Regions from separate parts of the Homo sapiens genome. Here region 1 is linked to region 2. A link is an interaction called in ENCODE POLR2A ChIA-PET data of the cell type or tissue named here. Cell type or tissue: K562. All regions are shown on one strand. Links, peaks and the distances in the headings refer to the core of each region. The heading gives the core; the rest is flanking DNA.

Region 1 (2,914 bases), core at 135-2,634, 93 kb after region 2:
AAGGCAGGCGGAGATCACCTGAGGTCATGAGTTCGAGACCAGCCTGACCAACACGTAGAAACCCCCATCTCTACTAAAAATACAAAAATTAGCCATGCATGGTGGAGTGCGCCTGTAGTCCCAGCTACTCGGGAGGCTGAAGCAGGAGAATGGCTTGAACCTGAGAGGCGGAGGTTGCAGTGAGCAGAGATCGCACCACTGTACTCCAGCCTGGGTGACACAGTGAGGCTCCATCTCAAAATAAATAAATAAATAAATAAATAAATAAATAAATAAATAAATTGAAAGCATGTGTACGTTAAATAATATATACTTTATGGAAAATACATATAAACAGACATGTTAAACACATTAGGATGATGGGGAAAAGAAAATGAGAATAACAAGAAGTAATTAAAACATAAAGAGCTGGATTCAATTCGAATAGGTAGGATCGCTATCAGAAGTCTCTGGGGATAAACGTTCAGTTGAGTCAGTCAGCGCCACATCTTGGTTGGTTCTGTTTTGCTGAGAGCTCAGTGCTTTGGAGAGTTACAAAGGAAAAAGTCCAGGCTCATTCAATCAACCAAACTGATGGAATAAAAATGTTTATTAAGCTCTCTGGGTGTCAGATACAGGGATAGACACCAGGCAATGTAAGCAGATGTCTTCAAGGAGCCATAACCAAGTTCCTGCCTTAAATTAAAACACTTTTACTAATGACAAAGTCTCTTTGATGTAACTAACCATAAACATAAACATTTGGACCCAGTAAATCTGGCTTCCAATGTTTTGAGAGCTGGTATGGTTAGAGAGAATAAAGTCCAATTCATTATTTAGGGGAAGCTTGATTCCCGAGCCTAAGTTAAGAGGGGGAAAGATACAGTTGCTGAAGATGGGTATTCATTCTTTTCAGCTCCAGCGGAGCAGCCTGGGAGCCAGCAGAGGTGCTGGTTGCAATGTGAAAGGGCCAGTGAATGAGACAAGGGAGATGAAACCTGCAAGTTTTACTGCTGATAAAGCCACCGTTGGAGGGCATGGCCTCGATCTACAGGCAAATGGACTGCCTAAAACTGCATGATGGAATTAGACAAATATGCCCCCTGGCAGAGACAGCTCTAGGCCACCATGGGCCATCCACAGGGGACCAGGCCCCACAACATGCATGGCTGGAAGAGATAGAGCAGTGGGCGGGTCAGCTCCCAAGAGGAAGAGTGAGCCAAAGGGCTGGGCTCTGTATGCCCAGGTTCTCCTTCCAAATTCACCCACAGACAAGTGAGTCCTTCTCTGAGGCTCCAGGAGAGGCCCGACAGTCACCCTCACGAGCCCCCTCAGAGGGGAGGAAATCGTGTGTCCTCTACATGGAAGCCAGGTCTCCCCCTTCTCAGTTGCAAGTTCTAGGATCCGATGGCCAGACCTTGGGATAAAGGGAAGAGAAGGGAGGAAGAGCCACCAAGAATCGATGCCATCAGAGTTCTGAGCTTCGGGAGATTCACAAAACCCAGTTTGTCAACATTCCTATGGGCGTCATCCCTGCCCACCCGCCAGTTAGCACCTGCCCCACCTAGGAACCAGGGGATGACTATCCAGGTCAGCTCCACTTGGAGATGAGATGCAAAGTAGCTTTTCCATTGTGCGGAGCTGCTTTTACTTTTTCTTTCTTAAAAACAATTTCGAAATGAAAGCAAGTCTTAGGAAATCCATGCCAATAGTCCCAGCTTTGCTGTAGGTAGATCCAGGAGGAGAAGCGTGTTGTGGAATGGCCGTGCCTTTGAAAGTAAGCTGCCTGGAAGGGCAGGGACCCTGCACTCAATGCCCATCTGCTGTGGTGGTCATTCCACCAACCCTGAACAGCTCTCACAGCCACAACAATGGGGCAGATGGGATGTGGAGCCGTCAGAGGTGCTCACTGGTGAGAGGGCTGTGGACGCTGCCAGTCTAGAAGCAAAACACAACCCTGCTGGCAAGGAAGTGTGCAGAAACATGGAAGCCACTCTTTCTTATTGGCAGAGTAAGGGGTTGGGGTGTACAGCTCAGAACCCCACCAGGGCGGTCAGCATAGATGGGGCCTGCCAGGGAGGAAGAGCTGAGGCTAGCCATTTAGGGTGTTGTGTCCACCACGAAAGGGGGTCACTCCCTCCTCGAATGTCCCTTAAGTCTAAGGCCTACAGTTACCAACATGACAACTCCCCAAACTGAAAATGCGACCACGAGAGCTGCCTTTGCGTGTGCACAGAATGAGAGGCTGCGTGGATGGGCCTGTGTGTCTTCTACCACACCTAGACTCAGGGAGGACAGTCCCTGCCAGCACTGTCACCAGGGAAAGTCAAGCATGCCAGGAGTGACAGTGTTTTGAAGCCTAGTGGGACATTAGAAGTTGCCTGGTTAAGGCCGGGCATGGTGGCTCACGCCTGTAGTCCAGCACTTTGGGAGGCCAAGGCGGACAGATCACCTGAGGTCACGAGAACAGCCTGGGCAATATGGTGAAACCCCATTTCTACTAAAAATACAAAAATTAGCTGGGCGTGGCGGCACGCGCCTGTAGTCCGAGCTACTGGGGAGGCTGAGACAGGAGAATCACTTGAACCCGAGAGGCAGAGGTTGCAGTGAGCTGAGACCACATCACCGCACTCCAGCCTGGGCGACAGAGTGAGACTCTGTCTCAAAAAAAAAAAAGTTACCTGGTTGAACCCACGTATAGGACAGACACTAAGTGGATCTGCAGAGCAGAAGGCAGGGAGGAACACACATCTGGCCTGCACACGTCTCATCTGGCTTGCAGAGGATCTTGGAAAAAAACTGTAACTCATTTGCCAATATTTAAGAACTGGGAATTGGGCACGGTGGCGGCTCATGCCTGTAATTCCAGCACTTTGGAGGCCAAGGCAGGAGGATTGCTTGAGTTCAGGAGTTCAAGACTAACTTGGGCAATATT
Region 2 (2,914 bases), core at 103-2,602:
ACTGCTGTGGACTTGATAAACATTGTACACGTAGGCTATGCTAAATGTGTAACAAGTATTTTTCTTTCTTCAGTAATAAATTAAGGAATGACACAGAGAAGATCAGCATGGCCCCTGTGCAAGGATGACATGTGAATTAATCTGTTCTCACATTGCTGTAAAGAAATACCCGAGAGTGGGTAATTTATAAAGGAAAGAAGTTTAACTGACTCACAGTTCAGCATGGCTGGGGAGACCTTAGAAAAGAAACACAATCGTGGCAGAAGGCAAAGGAAAAGCAGGGCACCTTCTTCACAAGGCAGCAGGAAGGAGAAGTGAGTGCAAGCAGGGGAAATGCTAGACATGTATAAAACCATCAGATCTCGGCAGGGCGCGGTGGCTCATACCTATAATCCTAGCACTTTGGGAGGCCGAGGCGGGCAGATCACCTGAGGTCAGGAGTTCAAGACCAGCCTGGCCAACATGGGGAAACCCCGTCTCTACTAAAAATACAAAAATTAGCCGGGCAAGGTGGCAGGTGCCTGTAATCCCAGCTACTCAGGGGGCTGAGGCAGGAGAATCACTTGAACCCAGGAGGCAGAGGTTGCAGTGAGCCGAGATCATGCCATTGCACTCCAGCCTGGGCTACAGAGCAAGACTCTGTCGCAAAAAAAAAAAAAAAAAAATCAGATCTCATGACAACTCACTCACTATCACAATAACAGCATGGGGGAAATTGCCCCTGTGATCCAATCACTTCCCGCTGGGTCCCTCCTATGACATGTGGGGATTATGGGGATTACAATTCAAGATGAGATTTGGGTGGGGACACAGCCAAACCATATCAACATGTAAATTCATGCAGTGTTCCATATTTTAAAAGAATATTATTATAATAAATTAATTATAAATTATATAATAATATTATAATAAATTAACCTTAGCTTACTGTAACTCTCTTATTTTATAAACTTTTTAATTTGTTTTAACTTTTTGACTCTTTTACAAAACAGCTTAAAACACAAACGCATTTTACAGCTTTACAAAATTATTTTCTTTCTTTGTATCCTTATTCTATAAACTTTTTTCTATTTTAAAAATTTTTTTATTTTTTTTTACTTTAAAAATTTGTTGTTACAAACTAAGACACATACATATACATTAGCCTACACAGGTTCAGGATCATCAAGATGTGACTGGGTGATAGGAATTTTCCAGCTCCATTATACTCTTATGGGACACAGCAAATATACCATTGCTGTATATTTGGTTCATAGTTGACTGAAACTGGTACGTGACTGTCTGTACTTAGCCTTAAAATTCCTTCCTTCCTTCCTTCTTCCCTCCCTCCTTCCCTCCCTCCTTCCCTTCCCTTCCTTCCCCTTCCTTCCTTCCTTCCTTCTTTTCTTTCTTTCTTTCTTTCTTTTGACAAGAGTCTCACTCTGTTGCCTAGGCTAGAGTGCAGTGGCGCAATCTCAGCTCACTGCAACCTCTGCCTCCCATGTTCAAGTGATTCTCCTGCCTCAGCCTCCCCAGTAGCTCCTGCTTCAGCTTCCCCAGCACAATTTTGTATTTTTAGTAGACACAGGGTTTCACCATGTTGGCCAGGCTGGTCTCAAACTCCTGACCTCAAGTGATCCACCTGCCTCAGCCTCCCAAAGTGCTGGGATTACAGGCATGAGCCAATACACTGGGCCTTAAAATTCTTTTTCAATTAAATTATTGGTTAAAAGAAAGAAATAGAAGCAGAGGGCCATTCTGTGTGTGTTGAAGGTTGTTTGAAGCCCTTCTCTCTCCCTCTCATCCTTCCCTCTTGTCCCTTTCCTTCCTCCTCCTTCTCCCTCTCTTCCCCTTCCTTCTCACTTCCCCTCCCTCTTCTCCCTCTCCCCTTCCGCTTCCCCTTCCTTCTCTCTTCCCCCTCATGCCCACTCCTCCTCCCCCACCCGCTTTCCCTCCCTCTTTCTTCCTCCTCCCTCTCCCCCTTCCCTTCCCCCTCACTCTCTCCCACTGTGTCACCCCATCCCTAGGGCAAAGCATGGCCAGGAGGTGTGGGCTGTAAAGCACACATTACCTAGAAGCTATATTATTTCCCAGAGAAAAGAGAGCTTCTGTGGCTTTGCCCACCAGATTTCCAATAAAAGGATTCATCTTAGACCAGCATGATTGCAGCTAATGGAGAGCTTGCCAGCTTCTAACTTTGCCTTTCACTGAGGATCCATGTGGGCGTGTTCGGCTGTGACTGCTAGGATAAAGATCAGTTACAGAAATAGCTTTGGAGCTGTTAGGATGATGACTCTTTTTTACGGCAGACCATTAACAACTACATCAAATTACCCATGTGAATTATGAGGTGTAGTAGGGTGCCCGACCTTCCGCTCATTATGTGGGACCCAGTAGTTATTGCAGGTCAAATCATGCATAATTGCCAAGGGCATTTTTACGTGAACTTTGCCAGTCATTTCTTGATGCGGTCCCTTAAGATTATATTACCATATTTGTATTTTACCTTTTCTGTTTAGATACGTTTGGAGACATAAATACTTCCTATTGTGCTGCAATTGCCTGCAGTACTCAGTACTTGCTGTACAGGTCCGTAGCCTGGGAGCAATGGGCTCTACCACTTAGCCTAGGTATGTGGTAGGCCGATACCATCTAGGTTTGCGTAAATGCACTCTATATGTTTCCAAAACAACACAATTACCTAACAATGCACTTCTCACAACATAACCCCACGGTGAAGCACCATCTAGGTTTGCGTAAATGCGCTCTATGATGTTTCCAAAACAACACAATTACCTAACAATGCACTTCTCACAACATAACCCCATGGTGAAGCAACACCTGACTGTATATTTCAGAGCTCCTACGAATTTGCCTACATTAAAAGTGATTGGGGGCCTGGCGCGGTGGCTCACGTCTGTAATCCCAGCACTTT

Evidence for each region. ChIA-PET counts read pairs that join two places held together with the same protein. Peaks named below come from ENCODE experiments on the same cell type or tissue, not always from the same donor. Only the 100,000 strongest peaks of a DNase experiment are listed, where the experiment ranks them.
Region 1: POLR2A ChIA-PET joins it to region 2 with 5 read pairs; 6 of 35 experiments call an interaction of 5 or more read pairs at or near these places.

What each region holds. Positions count from the first base shown.
Region 1 is chr6:158,830,377-158,833,290 of GRCh38, reverse strand. No RefSeq gene overlaps it. Among named protein-coding and RNA genes, the nearest start is that of EZR, 12 kb to the right of the region's middle. In K562, for the core only: no CTCF peak of the experiment used is centred there; a DNase peak (open chromatin) is centred at 1,160.
Region 2 is chr6:158,923,711-158,926,624 of GRCh38, reverse strand. It overlaps the pseudogene RNU6-293P. Among named protein-coding and RNA genes, the nearest start is that of LINC02901, 55 kb to the right of the region's middle. In K562, for the core only: no CTCF peak of the experiment used is centred there; no DNase peak of the experiment used is centred there.